Regions from separate parts of the Homo sapiens genome. Here regions 2, 3 and 4 are each linked to region 1. The links are chromatin loops, found by intact Hi-C in ENCODE. Cell type or tissue: ovary. All regions are shown on one strand. Region 1 overlaps ALG14 (ALG14 UDP-N-acetylglucosaminyltransferase subunit). Region 2 overlaps ALG14 (ALG14 UDP-N-acetylglucosaminyltransferase subunit). Region 3 overlaps CNN3 (calponin 3). Region 4 overlaps ABCD3 (ATP binding cassette subfamily D member 3).

Region 1 (5,000 bases):
TGACTGGCTTTAGGTCTAGAGATAGAGGAAGGAATAATTGAGATTTGGGGAGGAATTTAAGAGATTAAGCTGTTTAAAATACTTTAAAAGCATGTATATATCTACCTGATATACTATTTCAAAAATAAGAATCTATTCACTGAAATGGCCACATCAGAATCTCTATTTGCAGTAAATTACAAATATTTTCTTATTCAAATATTTTGCTCATTTAGACCGGCCTCCTTTCAAATTAGAGATTTTTTTTTACCTTTACCTATAATTCAGTAAGTTAAGGTCCATATGAATGAGGAAAAGTGCACATATACATTATACACACTCAAAACCATAACTATGTTAAGCCACCAGTTGTAATATACATTACAGTTGACAAACTTAAATAAAACCCCACAGTTTAAACTATACAGTTACAAACATTTCTTTCAGAACTGATTGGGAGGCCAAGGCAGAAGGAGACTAGCGTAGGCAACACAGCAAGACCCCATCTTTACAAAAACAAAAATTAAAAAATTAGCTGGGTGTGATGGGCCTTACCTGTAGTTCCAGTTACTTGGGAGGCTGAGGCAGGACTGCTTGAGCCCAGGAATTCAAAGATGCAGTGAGCTATGATTGCACCACTGCACCCCAGCCTGGGCAGACAGTGAGACCCCGTCTCTTTAAAAAAAAAAAAAAAGAAAGAAAGAAAAAAAAAGAAAGGGAAAAAAGAACTGCTTAGGAACTGTGGAAAGTAACAACAAATACACTCAATGTAGACATCTCAGCAAGCTGTACACAGTCTCAGTCCACTGTGCGAAGTTAGCACCCCACCTTGTGGAAAACAGTAGGTGGTGTTCAGTGGAAGAATGTCATGTTAATTTTAGAAGAGCTGGTTGATAAATCCTGCAACCACCAAACTGCCACTGATTCTTATATAAACAGAAAATGCAAAACCAAAAAAAGAATGCAAACCAAAAGAATCCCTATTTATTACACTAGCAGCAAAACTTTTGTACTTCCAAAATAAAAGGATATGAGCCTCAAAATATTGGTGCTTGTGGTATGTGTTTGGATTATTTCTGTAGAAAATATTTATTTAGATATTTATAAAAAAATAAATATTTCATATTAGTAGGTTTTTACTCCCACTGGGGCTTGTATCTCTTCTTAGTTTTGTTTCTAAAAAATAGCTGTTTTCTAATTGTAACTTTAGAAAATACAGAAAAATATTCAAAGACAAAACCAAAAATCAACCAATATCTCCCTACTCTTTTGAAGAAGCCCCCACCCCAACACTCTATCTCACAGAGATCTCTCCCTCCTCTGCATTCAAAGCACTCATTGTCCTTTGCTTATCTTTGATTTAAACATACACACACACACACACACACACATACACACAGTTTGAAAGTTCTTCTGGTCTTCTCAGTTTCGTCAGACTCTTCGCGTTATTTATCATTCCTGTTACTTTCTTGGCACCATGTCTTCTGGAGTTCTCTGTCACTTTGCTCTGTTCCCAACTGTTTGTTCTCTAGGACCACCTATGAAGTCTTCACACTGGAACTCCCTTCACTGCTGTCCTGAGAATTCCCTTCCCTTCTCTCCTGGACTGAGGCCCAGATCCCTGGAACTGAGTCTCCCTTTTGGGTGCCCCTTGTTTTGGTGGGGCACACCCTCTGTGGGAGGGTACATGAGGAATCCATTTGAGACACTGCTCCACTGTACTTCTGAAACCTCAAATGTGATTCCTTTTCTTGTTCTTTCTGGAAGTTTTTAGTATCTTCTCTTCATCGTTAGTTCTGAAACTGTACATGACGTGTCTTGTGACTACACTTTCACTGGACTCAGGATAGTCCTTTTATTTTAAAAGTCGGGTCCTTCTGTTTTGGAAATTTCCCTGGGTCATAATTTTGTTTCATTTTGAACTTTTCCCATTTCCTTGTTCCTTCTGAATAATGGACTTGCAACATCCAGTTTGGTTGTCTAATTTTCTTGCCTTTCTCTACTGTTTTTTACGTTTTCCTTATGCTTTTAATCTTTTTCTTGAGTTCTTCAATGTGATCTTCCAATCTTTCATTGAATTTTTATTGCTGAAATCAAAATTTTAATAGCCAAGGGGTTTTTTTTGTTCTTAGTTTTTTAAAAAATAGGTCTCATTCTTGTTTTAATGAAATAATGCCCTCTCATTTCTTCGAACATAATTGTTTTCGTTTAAACTCCCCACTGCCACTGAAATGCCCTTTTCTCTAGTTCCTTTCGTTAGTTTTCTCTTTAGAGGCTTTCCTCAAATGTCTGATATTCTGTAGATGTTGATTCAACTACTGATTCTCAAGGGCGATGGGAGGGGAGGCCCCCCATACACACGTTATAAGGTCTGGAGACATTTTGGGTTGCCATAACTGGTGGTGGGGGTTGGGGGAGCACTCTTGGCATCTGGTGGATAAAGGCCAGGGATGCTGCTAACATCCTGTAACACACAGGACATTCCCCTACAATGAAGATTTGTCTGTCCCAAAATGTCAATAGTGACGAGGATGAGAAGCCCTACTTCACATTAAAGAATGAGGCATTAAAAGGCCGACTGCAGGCTCTATGTTCAGCTCTCTACCGCCTCTACTGAGAACTAGTGCAGGTCAGCGGCTAAATGATCAGCAGTGCACTGCCACCTGGTGGCAGGATGAGGGAGTGACATTGCAGAGGAAAGAAAATATAAGTCCTTCAACACTTGGAGGGGCCCGCCTGGTCCATTTCTGAAGCTTCAAGGACCTTTTAGGGGAAGGAGAGGAAAGAGGAAGGTAGAGAGGAGAAGGAAAAGAAGTAGAAGGAAAGGAGAAGGAGCGAGGAGGGGGAGAGAGGAGAGAGAAAGAGAGGGTTGAAGAGAGAGGAGAGGAAGAAGAGAGAGAAGGAGGGGAGAGGGAGAAGGGAATGAGGGAGGAAGGGAGACAGGGAAGGAGGGAGAGAGAGTGCACAAGTGTGTAGAGTTTAGGAAACGGTTTTGAATCTGTGCAAAGTGGTTCTGGGAAGTCCCTCTAAATCCCAGGGAGTTTCCAGGTTCCTCTAGGCAACACTTTAAAGACCCTTGGAGATCGGGATGCTCCCCTTTCAGACATCCCAGGGTTGGTGATGGCAATCCCATTCTTACAATTGCTCAGAACAGCTTTGTAGTCATGTTTGATTCCTCTGTTTTCTGCCATGAAATTCTGTTAACTCCACTTTCAAAAACATCCAGAATCCAACTATTTTCCCTTACTCCTGGCCCTCCTGATGCAAGCCACATTATCTCTTGCTGGGATTTCTGCAACAACCTCCTAACTGATTTCCTTGGTTTTGCTTTTGGTGTATTTGTAACACAGCCACACGAGTGACCTGTGTAAAACAGTATGATTGTGTCACTCCTCCAAGCAAAACTTTCCAACAGGTCTCTATTTTCCTCAGATTAAGAGAGGAAGTTTTTAAAAGGGCTTACAAGGTCCTAAATTATCTGGTCTTTGCCCACTCCTCCCATCTCCTCTTCAGTGTCTCTCCTTCCACTCACTCTCCTCCAGGGACCAGGATTACCTGCTATTGCACCAACATCCAGGAATATTCCTCTCTATGGCTTTTCCAGAGACTTTTCCCTCTGCTTGAAACACTCTTCTCTCAGGAGTCCCCATCGCCTTCAAGGTCCTAAGAGCAATCACAACTTTTCCACCCCATCAAAATTCCCAGTTCCCCATCCCTGTGCAATCTGCCCCCACAGCACTGATCACCTTCTAACAGACTTTACTATTTTCTTCTTCACTATGTCTGGTATTACTGTCTTCTCATCCAGGTCAAGTGGAGTGAGCTCCATGATGGCAGACATTTTTTTGTGTTTTTTGTTCACTTGTGTATCCCAACTATCTATAATATTGCCTGGCAAATGGAAAGCAAATATTTATTGCTGAATAAACAAAGTATTTTTTTTTTAAAAAAAGCATTAGGATTCTGACACCTACTGCATTATAAATTTGGGAAAACTGAAAATCTTTGTTAAGTTTTTAAACATCAGGAACATGCTTCTGTATTTATTTTTACCATATTTAATGTCTCAATAAGATTTCACTATTGGGCCCATATTGATCATTTCCTTTTATTCAAGCTCCTTTCCCAGTGTTTAATATTTTAGGTCTCTTTCTTCATTATTTTTCTAACAGTTAAAGCTAGCATATAAGGAAGTGATTGAGTTTTGCATATTTGGCTTGAATCTGATACTTTTCTGAACTTGTATTACTTGATAGTCTTTTGTTGATTTTGTTTCTAGATATAATTATTTATAGCATATATTACTTTATTTCTTCTTTTTCAATGTTTATACCTCTTATTTCGACTTAGGTGGAGGGCCAAAACAAAACACAGTATGACTAATGGCAGATACTCTTCTTTTGGTTCTGATTTTAGAGAGAAAGAATGTAATGGACATTGGCTTTTGGCTCCAAGTATACTTTTTCATTTTAAGGAAACCATTGACAATGTTGGAATAATAGGTTATTTGTGCAAAGCAGTGTTTTAGGAAGCTAAATGTGGACAGCCAGGGATATCAATGTGATTTAAAGAAGACTAGAGTCCAAATCAGTAGTATGTGTAGAGTTTGCATATACATTGCAAATGTACTGCAATGTATACATTGTATTAGTATACTAATTGTATAGTATTAGCATACTGTATTAGTATATTAATAGAATTAGTATAATAGTATACTAACAGAATGGTATACTAATAGAATTAGCATACTATATACTAATAGAATTAGCATACTATATACTAATAGAATTAGCATACTATATACTAATAGAATTAGCATACTATATACTAATAGAATGGCATACTAATAGAATTAGTATACTAATAGAATGGCATACTAATAGAATTAATATACTAATAGAATGGCATACTAATAGAATTAGTATACTAATAGAATGGCATAGTAATAGAATTAATATACTAATAGAATGGTATACTAATAATTAGTATACTAATAGAATAGTATACTAATAATTAGTATA
Region 2 (5,000 bases), 69 kb before region 1:
TCAAGCTTTCTCAGTTTTATTTTCTCCAGAAAAGGTGGTAATGATAATACTTAACTCATTAGGTCCACCCCTAACATTTCCAGGACCCCTGGCAAGAGTGTACACAAAAACCTCTGCCACAGCCCCCCTCCCTTCTCTTTCCATCTGGCTCCATCCTGCCCTCCACACCTCAGCTTGCAGGTCCTAACTCCTGCCACACCATTCCCCACTGAAAACCACCCATGCCATCTCTCAGCCCAGGGGCACAGTTCACTTGCATTCCATGGGGCAAGGGGCCCAGGCAAATCCTAGAAGCAGGCTCGGGCCACTGAGGCAGGGAATTTTGGGGCCTGGGCAGCCAGAGTTTGGTCTAGAAAAGTGTGGCCCTTCCAACCCCATAGGGAGGAAAGTGGCAAATATGTGTCTTTAAAGTGTGGGCCTCAGTTGCTTGGGTCTGAGAATTAAATGAGTCAGTGCACACACAGCACTTCTGACATCGAGCGGGGAGTGTGCCCTTGGAGAAAGGGATCCTTCAATAGGAGTCAGTGCCCTTAAGTCTCCTGTAAAGGTCTTGTCAAATTGATGTTGGAACACCTCAAATATTTACCAAACAATGAGGAGCACAGTCCTTAGGTGGATAAAGATTATGGTGACATTTCAAACTCGATAACAGTGTATTGAAAGGCCCAACATAGACTATTTCAAGTCAGAGAAACCTCTTCAGGTTCAGATTTGCAGACTGATCCTTTTCTCTTCTTTTGTTTGAGATGGAGTCTCAAAATATTTGATACTCTGTCGCCAGTCTGGAGTGCAGTGGCACAATCTCGGCTCACTTCAACCTCTGCCTCCCAGGTTCAAGCGATTCTCCTGTCTCAGCCTCCCGAGTAGCTCAGACTACAGGCGCGTGCCACCACACCCATCTAATTTTTGTATTTTTAGTAGAGACGGGGTTTCACCTTGTTGGCCAGGATGGTCTTGATCTCTTGACCTCGTGATCCACCCACCTCGGCCTCCCAAAGTGCTGGGATTACAGGCATGAGCCACCGTGCCCGGCCCACTTTTTTTTTTTTCATGAGTTAAGCATGAAATAAAAGTAATTTTTAAGTGTCCTTTCTTGTTCTCATTTAAAAACCTAGTTTGTTTCATTTATCTATAATCAATACATTCTTTGGCTTTTTAGCATCTGAAAATTTCTTACATGATATATATTTCTAGAGCTTTTAATTATGGAAATGCTGAAACGTATATGAAATAGAGGGAATATAATGGGCTTATTTGTGAATCTCCATGTACCCACTGCCCAGTTAGCTTCCACACGCATGGCTAATCCTGTTTTATCTATAAACTCTCCTTCCTGCCCCACTCTGGCAATGGATTTTCAATCAAATCTCAGGCCTCTTATCATTTCATCCACAAATACTTTGTTTTTTATAAGATTTTGATGAAAACATTTTAAGCTTTTTCCATCTGGCTGCTTTAGACTCCGCTTGTTCAACTGGGCTGTCAATGGACCAAACCACGAGTCTTTTTAGATGCCTTGCATGGTTTTAGGTCCAGATAATTCAGGGCAAATCGGTTTGAAAATTGAACCTCTTTTAATTTGTCTGCCAGACTGGAACTGAATAAGGGAACATTTTGGATACTTTTTATTCCTTGCTGAATTTCTGCCAACTCTGTATATGGTATTTCCATAAAAGTCTTGTTTTTCTCCCTTTTCTTTGAAGAATGAAACTTCTTTTCCCTTTTTCTGAGAGGCGGGAAGAGACTGTCCCCAGAGTCCATTCCTCCTGCGGCTGCTTGGCTTTCCTTGGGCTGTATTCCCTTCCTACTCTGAGTGTGTACGTTCTGGGGGTTGGCAGTCCAGTGGGGACCCAGACATGGGGATGGTGGGCCTTCTTGATGTCATACAAAGATTACTGCACTTCAGTCACTGGAGCTCAACTGAAAACTTAAAAAAGTTCTCTTGGGCTGGGTGCGGTGGCTCACGCCTGTCATCCCAGCACTTTGGGAGGCCGAGGTGGGTGGATCATGAAGTCAGGAGTTCGAGACCAGCGTGGCCAAGATGGTGAAATCCCGTCTCTACTAAAAATACAAAAATTAGCCGGGCGCAGTGGCGGGTACCTGTAATCCCAGCTACTCAGGAGGCTGAGGCAGGAGATTCACTTGAACCCAGGAGGAGGAAGAGGTTGCAGTGAGCTGAGATCGTGCCACTGCACTCCGGCCTGGGTGACAGAGCAAGACTCCATCTCAAAAAAAAAAAAAAAAAAAGTTCTCTTTACAGTCATTGAATTTTAAATCATTATCCTAAAAAGATTGAGAGAGGAAAAAAATGATTTCAAATTGGACAGAATTTTTTTTTTTACATCTCCTTGCCAGAAACATTGTTCTCATTTTCAGTTGAATGGCTTGGGTATTAATTAAAGCTTCATGCTCAGCCACTATCTCCTTTTCTACATTCTTGCTGCTAATCGTCATATATGTAACACATGACTTCTGTTTAAATGCTCAAGTTTATTAGAGTGGAAAAAAATCTCAGTTATACAGGAAAGGAAAAGAGATTAGGAATCAAGTCCAACCATGTGCTTATTCATCTGCATATGGTTAAAGATTTAAAAGAATCCATTGGTTTCTTTTTCACTGCTGCATGCAGGCCAAGGAGAAAGGAGGAAAAAAAATCATTTTCCTATCCATGGTGTAGAAATACATCTTCTGCCTTTTGCCTGGCAGGCAAAAAATTTCTTCCTCTTTTAATATTAAGCGAAAGTACCCAAGCTTTGGAGAAACTGTCTCCTTCTGAAAGGTTATTTTTCTAATTACCTATTGCTTTGTGACAAATTATTCCAAAACTTCGTGGTGGAAAACTACTACCATTTAATCATGCCTATGAACTCTGTGGATCAGCAAATCACAGGGCACAGAAGGGAGAGCTTTTCTCTCTTCCAAGGTGTCTGAGCCTCAGCTGGGAAGACCAGAAAGCCTGGAGTGACTCAAATGGCAGGGCTGGAATAATCTGGAGACTTCTCCTCTTGCATGTCTAGTGCCTCCAGTGAGATGACTCAAAGTCTATACTAAGATGTGACTGTCAATTGGAATGTCTACAGATACCATAAAATTCACCCAGTATACAATTCAGTGGCTTTTAGTATATTCACAGAGATGTACAACCATCACCACTGTCGAATTCCAGAACATTTTCATCACCTCCAAAAGAAGCCTCATACCCATTAGGAGTTGCCCTCCATTTCCCCTTCTCACTGCCCCTGGAAACCACTAAGCTACTTTCTGTCTATGGACTTGCCTACTCTGGACATTTCATATGAATAGAATCATGCATTTGTTGTCTTTTGTGGCTGGCTTCTGTAACTTAGCCTACTGTTTACAAGGTTCATCCACACTGTAGCATGTATTAGTACTTCATTCCTTTGTGTGATCGAGTAATATTCCACTATATGGATATACCACATTTTGTTTATCTGTTCATTAGTAGAGCATTTGGGTTGTTTCTACTTTCGGGTTATTATGAATAACGCTGCTGCGAACATATAAGTTTTTGTGTAAATACATGTTTTTAATTCTCCAGGGTATACACCTATGGGTAGAATTTCTGGGTCATATGATAACCCTATGTTTGATTTTTGTGAAACTGCTGAACTGTTTTCCACAGCTGCTGCACCATTCTACATTCCTACCAGCAATGTAGGAGGGCTCCAATTTCTCCAAATCCTTGGCAGCATGTATTTTCTGGGTTTTCTTGGACTATAGCCACCCTAGGGGGTTGCTGCCCTTAGTTTAAAAAGAGCCTCCTGGCCGGGCGCAGTGGCTCACGCCTGTAATCCCAGCACTTTGGGAGGCCGAGGCGGGCAGATCACGAGGTGAGGAGATGGAGACCATCCTGGCTAACACAGTGAAACCCTGTCTCTACTAAAAATACAAAAAAAACAAACAAAAAAAAAATTAGCCGGGCGTGGTGACAGGCGCCTGTAATCCCAGCTACTCGGGAGGCTGAGGCAGGACAATGGCGTGAACCCAGGAGGCGGAGCTTGCAGTGAGCCGAGATCGCGCCACTGCACTTCAGCCTGGGCAACAGAGCGAGACTCTGTCTCAAAAAAAAAAAAAAAAAAAAAAAAGAAAGAAGAGCCTCCTTAACACACCAGGGGAGCTACCACTGATGGAGACAAATGTGACTGAGGGCTTGAGGGCTTACTATTTAGCAGGCTCTGTGCTAAACACTGTACATACATCATCTGAATGTTTAGTGCTCCCTACAACTCTAACGCAGGTACATTATGCTTATTTTACAGAAAGGTCAAGTAACTTGCCAGAAAAGGGATAGAGTTTGGGAGATGTGGATTTCCCATATTAAAAAAAAATTAGAGAACTTGGATACTAAGGTAGGAGTTTGGTGGCCCAAGTGAAAGGTTATTATTATTATTTTTTCAAAACAAAACAAAAAACATCTAGCTGATTGTGGTTGGCAGAAGTCTCAGATGGCCCCCAGAACGGGCATGGTGGCTGACGCCTGTAATTCCAGCACTTTGGGAAGCCGAGGTGGGCGGATCACTTGAGCCCAGGAGTTCGAGACCAGCCCGGCCAACATGGTGAAACCCCATCTCTGCTAAAAATACAAAAGTTAGCCGGGCTGGTGGTGCACTCCTGAAATCCCAGCTAGTCAGGCGGCTGAGGCACGAGAATCGCTTGAACCAGGGAGGTAGAGGTTGCAGTGAGTTGAGATTGCACCACAGCACTCCAGCCTGGGTGACAGAGTGAGACTCCGTCTTAAAGAAAAAAAAAAAAGATGTCCCCTAATATTCCACCCCCTGATTTACATGCCCTGGATAATCTACTATCCGTTAGTATGGGTGGGATCTGTGAATATCATGACATGTCATTCCTCTGATTATGTTACATTAACATGGCAAAAGGGACGTAATTATGATCCTAATCAGTTGACCTTGAATTAATCAAAAGGGAGATTACACTGACTCAGTCATGTGAGTCCTTAAAAGATAGGAAGCAGGCCA
Region 3 (5,000 bases), 130 kb before region 1:
AAGGACAATGAACAGGTTTCAACATTTTCATCTACCCTGTCTCTCCGCAATGAATCCTATAAACATTTACTGAAGATCACACGCTTTCAAGTCAAACTTCAAAACCCTGTGTTCCCAAGTTCCAGTGTGACCTTGGCAAGTAACTGAACCCAGGTCACCCCATTTCTTGTGGGTAGACTCCTTCCTTCCAGGGCCACTGTGAGGATGAAGCCTGTTCAATAGGAATGGAACCCACCGCAATACCTGACACACAACAGCATGCACGCCCTCCAATTTTATCAGCTCCAGGTACAGAGCATTCTATTAACCAAACCCCACTGCAACTTGTTCAATCCATTGTTTGCAATAGCAAAGAAAACCCCACTGCAGACAGGCTCACCTGGGATGCCAGCCTTCACCACTGTCCACTCCCTTTACCACTCTTCCTGAGGCTGGTTCCTGCCTCTCTGTCTTTGCTAAAGCTCTTCTCTCTGCTTAGAATGTGTTTGCATCCCGAATTCTTATTCTTTTTCAGATTGTTGCTGACAAAAAGGACAAAGGAACTATTTTACAAAATCAGGCATGTATCTTATGGGGGGTGGGAGTGGGAATTCTAGAGAAAAACATTTTACATTTGGGACAGTGATGTCAAGATAGAATGCATGCTTTTCTTGAGGTCACCACAGAATCTAAGACTCATTCCATGGCACGAACGTGCTAAAGATTTGATGCGGAGGAACTAGACATTTAAAAGCTGTGGAAAATCATGCTCGCCTCAGGTAAACAGAAGTAAAGTCCAGGAGCATTTTAAAGCCAGGTCCTCCTCTCAGAGGTACAACTGTGTCTTCAGATCAAGGTATCAGCATATGGCACCAACCAGCACAAATTTTTCCCCTCCAAATGTCTATAATCAGGTAAATACAAAAACATTATGACTCAATATACAAATATTGTGAGACTGACAAGAAATTAAAGCTTCAAAAATTACTAGGACGGGTGCAGTGGCTCACACCAGCAATTTGGGAGGCCAACACTGGAGGATCACTTGAGTCCTTTGAGACTAGCCTGGGCAACATAGTGAGACCCTGTCTCTACAAAACCCACAAAAATTAGCTGGGCATGATGGCACACACCTGTGGTTCCAGCAACTTGGGAGGCTGAGGTGGGAGGATCACTTGAGCCTGGGAGGTCAAGGCTGCAGTGAGCAGAGACTGTGCTACTACACTCCAGCCTGAGTAACAGAGGGAGACCCTGTCTCAAAAAAAATATAAATAAGCCAGGCACAGTGGCTCATGCCTGTAGTAATCCCAGCACTTTGGGAGGCCGAGGCAGATGGATCACCTGAGGTCAGGAGTTTGAGCTCAACTTCGCTAACATGGTGAAACCCTGTTTCTACTACAAAAAAATTAGCTGGGCGTGGTGGCACACATCTGTAGCGCCTGTAATCCCAGCTACTGAGGCAGGAGAATCGCTTGAGCCTGGGAGGCGGAGGTTGCAGTGAGCCAAGATCATGCCATTGCACTCCAGCTTGGGCAACAAGAGTGAAATTCCATCTCAAAAAAAAAAATTTTATATATATGATTAAAGAGGAGCTGGTCCAGTGCCTAAAGCAAAGAGTATAACAAACGGTAGAAAGATGCAGAGCTAACAGAATGTCAATTTTGTCTTCTCTGTCTAGAAAATGACCTTTAGACTGCAAAGCTTAGAACACATATAGTTTATAGTGGATTTTTGAAAGTTCAAATCTAAACAAGGAGCGAACAAGTATAGACACTGGATTCCCAGAAGAATCTAGACTCAGAAATAACAAGTAACAAAAAAGTGGGTATCAAGCAGCTCACTGTGAGAGAAGCCTTGGCAAACGGTAGTAACTAGAACCTAGAGAGAAGCCTGCTCCCACTCCATCCCCACCCAGAGGGCAAGGATCTATTACTGGCTGAAGAGCCCGGCAGGCGCCCTCCTAGAGTGGACTCTTGGGGAGAGAGTGTGCAAGCAAGCACTCAGGGAGAAGGGCAGCCATCACCAAGGCTGCATGGACACACAAGGCATGTCCAAGAACACCTGCCCATGTCCCCTCCTTGAGGGGAGGTCAGGCTCCTGTTCATCTTAGTAATCCTCATGCCCATGCCTGATACATAGTGGGCACTCAATCCATGATTTTTCACCCACTGACAGGATTACCAGCCTAGGGAAATGCCTCAGATTTAAAGATCTATCTTGTTTCGGAAAGGCATCTGCATTTGAATGTCACTGCCTTTTATGGGCGTCACATCTCCTTGATCTGCCAATCTGGTAATCTTAGATGGCCCACTAGGGATATAATTGCATTACTTTCTCATAAAAGTTCCTTATGTCTAGCGCACTCCTGAAGTCCAGTTTAGTAACCCTAGAAGGAGGGTACAGTCAGAAGGAACACCATGCCCACTGTGCTGATTATGTCATGGCAGAGGAAACTCGTGGTGATGTGTACCTCAATGTTTGGATTTAGATGTGTTCTCTTCTGTTTTGGTCATTAATGACTTGGAAACTACTTGGCATACTTATTAAGGAAACTGGGAATCAGAAGGATCTTTCTTACGTTAATACACAGTTTATTCAAAATATATGTCAAATCCTGCCCCAAAGTTTTAGAACTAGTAACACTTACTCAGTGAGTTGAGTAAGTTAAAAAGCCAACACTATCTTGGTCTGCATAGTTATACAATTCTTCATAAAATAGTATTGCTTATTTGTTTAAATCAAAACAGCCCCATGAGGTAACCAAGGAAAGCATTATTTATAAGAAACGGGTGCGCATGGAGTTCATGTGAGCCATAAAACCTCCCAGAGTGATCATCACCATACTTTATAGACTGGAGAAGTCAATTTGACAAAGCAAGGATTAGAATCCTTCTTCTACACAGAGTTACCTTGTCTACCTGGCCAAGTGATTCTGTTGGTTAAAACAGGAGGAGCTAAAGCTTTGTAATCAAAGGAAGTCAGTTACCAATCCCAGTGTACTCTGGTAGGTTAAACCACATCTGTGGCAATACTATGATCAATTCTGAGTGATGCATTCTGAAGGGACACTGATAAGCTGACATCAGTTTCTAGAAGGAGTAAACTAGGTGGGGAAGGGATTAGAAAAACCATATATAGCCTATTATGAGAAACTGGCTAGCCAGGAGTGGCTACATATGACCTGGAAGTTTAGGAGAGGCAGGTTAGCTCCCATCTAAATATTTAGATGGAAGTCATATAGAAGAGAGAGTTGATTTATTCTGAGTGACACACAGAGGACAGGCCAGGGAAATATATGGAGAAATTCCTGAGAGATGGACTAGAAGCAAACAGGCATGGAAAAATATCATGTTTTGAGTGCCAATGAAGCACAGGCAGGAAGAGATGACCTCCAAGAAAGCTTGTTGGAGAACATTCTCTCACTGGGAAGAAGGCCAGCCGGGTCTTGAATTTTAGAGATCTGTAGAGATTTTGCTGAAAGGAGATCTTAGCTGAAGCCCCACAGGTAAAAAGAGGTGAAAATAGAGATGTTCCTCAAGTTTTTGTTTTCTTTGTCTCACCACTAGAATATTTAAGAGTCTAACAAACTCATTCCCGCATTTGTAGGTATCAGCTCTTTGCCACTCTCCAGATTGTCAAGCACTGTCTCTTCAGCAGGACCTCTAGGTGCCTCCAAAATAACCCTTGAGTCAGGAGCATGGGTAACACTGAAGAACTGTCATTTATCTTTCCATAACGACAAGGCACATGACCTGTTTGCAACTTTTCTGTAGTTTCAGAATGTACACTCACTCCTCATCAACTCTTCAGCAAGCCCGCTCCATAGGACAAGCCTCAGTCTACTGTGACTCAAGGAAGGCATGAAATCCACCTCAACGTCATTGTCCCAAAAGTTCGCTGTATTGTTCTGAAGGAACTTGTCTCAACCAGCCTGGGGAACCCTCATCTCACAGATCACTGACCACCCGCATCCCCATGCTCCCATCTGCCAACCCCAAAACTGAGTCGAAACACCACGCGGCTCCTTTACTGAAGGTTATTATTGGGACAAGGCATGAAAGTGGGCCAAGGAGAAATGGGATCTCAGCCCTTTGGGTCAGCCTTAGTAAATCTGGAACTCCTCTTGGAGTCTAGATCCAGGTCTAGATCTCAGATTGCAAATGCTTTTTTGCTTACTACAATGGAGTCTGTCCATTTGAGAAAGGTGGCTTTACACAACCAGCTATGAACAGAGAGGAAATCGAATTTTAAACATGGGATAGATGCTGATGGAATCTTACAGATATGTTAACTGTGCAAAAGAGCACCATTTTTTCCCCAATGAAAATGAGAAAATATGACATTTCCATTACAAAGTAGGATAGAATTTCCCATTTTCTCTCTTTTTTTTTTCAAGACAGTCTTGCTCTGTCACCCAGGCTGGAGTGCAGTGGCATGATCATAGCTCACTGAAGCCTCAACCTCCCAGGCTCAAGCGATCCTCCCACCTCAGCCTCCTGAGTAGCTAGGACTATAGGCATGTGCCACTACAGCTACCTTTTTAAAAATGTTTTGTAGAGATGGGGTCTCCCTGTGTTGCCTAGGCTGGTCCCATTTCCTCCTTTTAAAAATATTCATACTGTGCCTTATGAAATACCATACAAAGGTATTTTGTACTTTCTGAGACCCTAAGTAAAAAGCCATTAGGTTCATTTTGCTTTTAATGAGGATGTGTGAAAAAAAGATGAAGTCAGAGGCAAGGCTCAAACACCTGCATGCCACCAAATCCTACACAAATGCCACCCAAAGATAGGCTGGATGCAAACTGAAGTCCAAGCTTCTTAAACACCAAGACAAAGAGGGACATAATCAACTACAAGATTCAGAGTTCCTCTAAAAGAAAGTCAGCCTGAACATGGTTTCCCCTTTCCAGTCCCGAAGTCTGCAAGGATCTTATGATGAAGTCACAGGGGACCCTCCACATCGACAGTAAAGGTGAACTCCATATTTTACATAATTGTAATGCAATCTGAGAGCATGGA
Region 4 (5,000 bases), 550 kb before region 1:
CCTAGAAGAAAACCTAGGCATTACCATTCAGGACATAGGCATGGGCAAGGACTTCATGTCTAAAACACCAAAAGCAATGGCAACAAAAGCCAAAATTGACAAATGGGATCTAATTAAACTAAAGAGCTTCTGCACAGCAAAAGAAACTACCATCAGAGTGAACAGGCAGCCTACAAAATGGGAGAAAATTTTCGCAACCTACTCATCTGACAAAGGGCTAATATCCAGAATCTACAATGAACTCAAACAAATTTACAAGAAAAAAACAACCCCATCAAAAAGTGGGCGAAGGACATGAACAGACACTTCTCAAAAGAAGACATTTATGCAGCCAAAAAACACATGAAACAATGCTCACCATCACTGGCCATCAGAGAAATGCAAATCAAAACCACAGTGAGATAACATCTCACACCAGTTAGAATGGCAATCATTAAAAAGTCAGGAAACAACAGGTGCTGGAGAGGATGTGGAGAAATAGGAACACTTTTACACTGTTGGTGGGACTGTAAACTAGTTCAACCATTGTGGAAGTCAGTGTGGGGATTCCTCAGGGATCTAGAACTAGAAATACCATTTGACCCAGCCATCCCATTACTGGGTATATACCCAAAGGACTATAAATCATGCTGCTATAAAGACACATGCACACGTATGTTTATTGCGGCACTATTCACAATAGCAAAGACTTGGAACCAACCCAAATGTCCAACAATGATAGACTGGATAAAGAAAATGTGGCACATATACACCATGGAATACTATGCAGCCATAAAAAAATGATGAGTTCATGTCCTTTGTAGGGACATGGATGAAATTGGAAATCATCATTCTCAGTAAACTATCGCAAGGACAAAAAACCAAACACCGCATATTCTCACTCATAGGTGGGAATTGAACAATGAGAACACATGGACACAGGAAGGGGAACATCACACTCTGGGGACTGTTGTGGGGTGGGGTCCTGGGGGAGGGATAGCATTAGGAGATATACCTAATGCTAAATGACAAGTTAATGGGTGCAGCACACCAGCATGTCACATGTATACATATGTAACTAACCTGCACATTGTGCACATGTACCCTAAAACTTAAAGTATAATAATAATAAAATTAAAAAAAGAACAATAACTACCCTGTATTAAAATACATCAAAATGTTTAAATTAATGAGTTTATTATGATACTCATTATGTTGAAAAGTGACAAAGGGAAAAAAATGTCTTTAATTCTTTCTCTTTTTTGGGTTTCATTTGGAAAGTCTTGAGTCCCCACTTATGTCCTTACTTGTTGGAGTGTTTTACTTCATAACCATGTTCCTTACTTCCTGGTGTTTATCCTGTGATTCTTGTTTTCTCCTCCCCTGGGAACTGTTTCTCTGACTTCTTTTTGGTTCACTGTTATGAATTCTAATCTCTTTCTGACTTAAAGTATTCTAAAGTAGACCTGGGTTTCTCACATTCATTATGTCTTTTTATTGTTTTTCTTAACATAGCCTTTCTATAATCAACAAATGTTCTTCAGTTCTTTGCAGCCTCTAATTATTTTCTACTCATCTGGCTTACTTGAAAATAAAGATTTCTTTCTCTTGGAAAGAGGCATAATAAAACAGACTTGGCCCCTCAAATAAATCTTTCCTACTTTATGATTCATTTGCCTTTTGGGTTACATTTGTAACCAAATAATAAAAACTTCTTTGGAATAAGAGATTTTATACCATTTTCCATTATAAACTCCCCAGTACAGACATATTTATCTGTCTAGATATTATTCTGGGAAGTATGTAGACTGGAGAGATCCTAAGAGGTAACAGCTTGCAGGTTACCATGTGGGGATTAAAATAGTACTTTGTCCAAGGTGGGCGGATTGCTTGAGCTCAGGAGTTTGAGGCCAGCCTGGGCAACATGGCAAAACCCCGTCTCTGTGAAAAATACAAAAAAATTAGCTAGGTGTGGTGGTGCACACCTTTGGTCCTGGTTACGCAGGCGGCTGAGGTGGGAGGATCGCTTGTGCCAGTGAGGCAGAGGTTGCAGTGAGCGGAGATCGCACCACTATACTCCAGTCTGGGCTACAGAGTGAGATCCTGTCTCCAAAAACAAGTACTTTGTAAGTTACTAAGATTTTTACCTTTTCAGTAAGGTATACTTATAGTGTTTAAAGAAACTAATTAATCTTCATAAACACCATACTTTTATATAATTTTTCTTTTACTTAAATTTATGTGTAGAATTTTTTATTTGTTATGATAAATTTATAGAAAGTAGGATTTATCAAGGAGTATTATTTGGGGGGTATATTTTTATTGGTAAGAATATGGTAGTTCAAAGCATTGGTTGATCCGGTAAAGCATTCTGAGAGCCCCAATAATACAATGCTGTTAAGAACTTAATTTTCAGTAAATGTTACTCTTGGCTTTTAGTCTTAATTTAACCCCACAAAAATATGTACTTAATAAATTTTTAATACAGAAAAATTATCACTGGCTTATCATGGCTGACGTCATAATTGGAAGTTTTGTTCAACACTACCAAATGCCGTGAAGTAAAGAAAAGTGAATGCTGAGTAGGTTAGCCAGGCTTGATTTAGAGCATAAAAGGATAACTCAGGATTTCAGTAAGTCTGGTTATTATTTATATACATCATTACAAATCTGTTTTTGGGGTTTCCTGGCATACTGCAACAAATAATGTGGAAGGGTATTATTGGAGGCAGGAATATTGATGCCATTGTAAACCACAAAGAGCAGTTAGGAGGGGAGAATTTATATACGGCCAACATTACTCAAATAAAACGTAGCAGGGAACCATTTAATTACCAGCTCACTGAACTTTAGGACCTTCTAAGGGCATCGCTGTTACAGTAGAGTATGATTATTTTATATGATAACCTTGCTTTATGAGGAACATTCAGTATATTCAATTTTATGTGATAAGGAAATTGTGTTATTTAAAAAGAAGTCTATCAAAATGATTCTTTATCAGAAAAAAGTTTATTCATCTGAACGACTCTTTAACAATTATGTGTGTAAATTGTTATTTTCTTTTAGATCAACTATGTGTTAGGCTGCTTCATTCTTTTTTCTTTAAGAAGTTTTTAAAATGTAAAAATGAAATTTGGCTTTTTAACCATTTCTAAGTGTATAATTTAGTGGCATTAAGTACATTTACAGTGTTATGCAGCCACCACCACTATCCATTTCCAGAACTTTTCCATCATCCCAAATAGAAACTCTGTACTCATTAAACAGTAACTCTCCTTCCTTCCTCTCCCTTGCCCCTGGTAACCTCTCATGCTGTCTGTCTATGAATTTGACTGCTCTAGGAATCACATATAAGTGAAGTCATACAGCATTTGTCCTTTTGTGGCTGGCTTATTTCATTTAGCATAATGTTTTCAAGGTTCATCTGTATTGTAGCATGTGTCAGAGTTTCATTCATTTTAAAGGTTGAATGCCATTTCATTGTGTGTGTGTGTGTGTGTGTGTGTGTCACATTTTGTTTATCCATTCATCCTCTTGGGTCGCTTCCTTGCTTCCACCTTTTGGCTATTGTGAACAATGCTGATGGCTCTCCATTTTGTCACAGTAAAAGTCGAAGTTCTTTCAATGCCTGCCACTACCCTACCCCTACCTGATACATCTCTGATCTCATTTCCTACTATTCTTCTTTCCTGTTCATTCTTCAGTAAAATCAGCCTTGTTTCTGTTTTTTTTTTTTTTTTTTTTTTTTTTTTTGAATAGGATAGCTACATTCCTGCTTCAGTGCCTTTGTACCAGCAAATTTTTTTTTTTTTTTTGAGACGGAGCCTTGCTCTGTCGCCCAGGTTGGAGTGCAGTGGCACGATCTTGGCTCACTGCAACCTCTGCCTCTCGGGTTCAAGCAATTCTCATGCCTCAGCCTCCTGAGTAGCTGGGATTACAGGTGCCCGCCACTGCATCCAGCTAATTTTTGTATCTTTAGTAGAGACAGGGTTTTACCATGTTGGCCAGGCTGTACCAGCTTTTTATGGGTGGTAAAGGTGGGGGCTAGAACAGTCTTCTTTTAGTTAAATCCTAATTCACCCCTTCTTTCAAAGTTTTACTTAGTTGTCATATTCAATAAAGTCTGCTCTGACCACCTTAAAAATGCGGCTTTCCTCACCCGCTCCCAAGTTCCCTTTGTCTGTTTTTTCCTCCAAAGTACTTATTTTCTAATATACTATTTAACTTATATGTTATGTATATTCTTTATTGTATGTCTCTTACCACTAGAATGTAAACCAGTAAGGGTAGAGGTTTTTGGTTTTTTGTTTTCATTTTTTGTCTCTTTAATTCATTAATATGGCCTACTTGCCTAGAACAGAGCCTGACAGAGAGCATTCAATAAATATTCATTGAATTAAATAATAGGAACAGAAGGCTCACCAGCTTAACAAATTTGTTAAAGGCAGGTTACCAGCTAGGGTAACTCATATCTTTCTGATATTTTCTTTCCTATTGTGTTGCATTGGTGTTTAGTGTTGTAAGCTAGAATTATAGCTAAGATTTTCTGATTCTTTACAGAGTTGATCAGATACTTACAAGATCATAAGCCTAGAACTTAACCACTCTTTACATTTTCTCATTTATCTTTATGTTGTTGCAGAATAATTTAGTGACACTTGTATATATTTATAGTGCACATATATTTTGATAAAACACTTATAATTTCTAAGAATGGAATCTACAGAAACATTGCTTACTGTTACATAAGTTGCTGACTTGTACACTCATTGCAATATTATCTAGAAGAGCAAAACAAAATGCAGATGACCTAAATATTTAACCAAAGGGGAGTGTTTAAATAAGTTATAGTATATCCTTACTATGGAAGATGCTTGAGGCATTAAAGGAAAGGAATGGGGGAATCTGAATATACTGACCTGGAAGAATATCTGTGATATATTGTTAAATAATAAAAGCAAGTTGTAGAACAGTCTATAGAGTACGTTTTCATTTTTTTAAAAGAGACTGTGTATACGCAT

What was found. Hi-C counts contacts between places; a loop is a spot of excess contacts. Peaks named below come from ENCODE experiments on the same cell type or tissue, not always from the same donor. Only the 100,000 strongest peaks of a DNase experiment are listed, where the experiment ranks them.
Region 2: a loop joins it to region 1, with 16 times the contacts of the local background. A loop is called at or near these places in 11 of 110 quality-filtered maps.
Region 3: it touches region 1 in a loop (5-fold over the local background); 72 of 110 quality-filtered maps call a loop at or near these places.
Region 4: a loop joins it to region 1, with 4 times the contacts of the local background. A loop is called at or near these places in 16 of 110 quality-filtered maps.

What each region holds. Positions count from the first base shown.
Region 1 is chr1:95,040,959-95,045,958 of GRCh38, forward strand. All of the region lies in intron 2 of ALG14 (ALG14 UDP-N-acetylglucosaminyltransferase subunit), which reads right to left. Among named protein-coding and RNA genes, the nearest start is that of ALG14-AS1, 18 kb to the right of the region's middle. RefSeq lists enhancers at 2,210-2,818, 2,819-3,427. In ovary, CTCF peaks have their summits at 803 and 2,615 (motif pointing left); DNase peaks (open chromatin) are centred at 793, 2,360 and 2,623; H3K27ac peaks cover 2,126 bases.
Region 2 is chr1:94,971,935-94,976,934 of GRCh38, forward strand. It overlaps ALG14 (ALG14 UDP-N-acetylglucosaminyltransferase subunit), which reads right to left. Exons shown (of 4, transcript NM_144988.4): 4 at 2,471-5,000. Among named protein-coding and RNA genes, the nearest start is that of CNN3, 47 kb to the left of the region's middle. In ovary, no CTCF peak of the experiment used is centred here; no DNase peak of the experiment used is centred here.
Region 3 is chr1:94,910,532-94,915,531 of GRCh38, forward strand. The region is part of intron 1 of CNN3 (calponin 3); the gene reads right to left. Among named protein-coding and RNA genes, the nearest start is that of CNN3-DT, 13 kb to the right of the region's middle. RefSeq lists enhancers at 1-829, 28-1,227. In ovary, no CTCF peak of the experiment used is centred here; no DNase peak of the experiment used is centred here.
Region 4 is chr1:94,492,992-94,497,991 of GRCh38, forward strand. The region is part of intron 16 of ABCD3 (ATP binding cassette subfamily D member 3); the gene reads left to right. Among named protein-coding and RNA genes, the nearest start is that of F3, 46 kb to the right of the region's middle. In ovary, no CTCF peak of the experiment used is centred here; no DNase peak of the experiment used is centred here.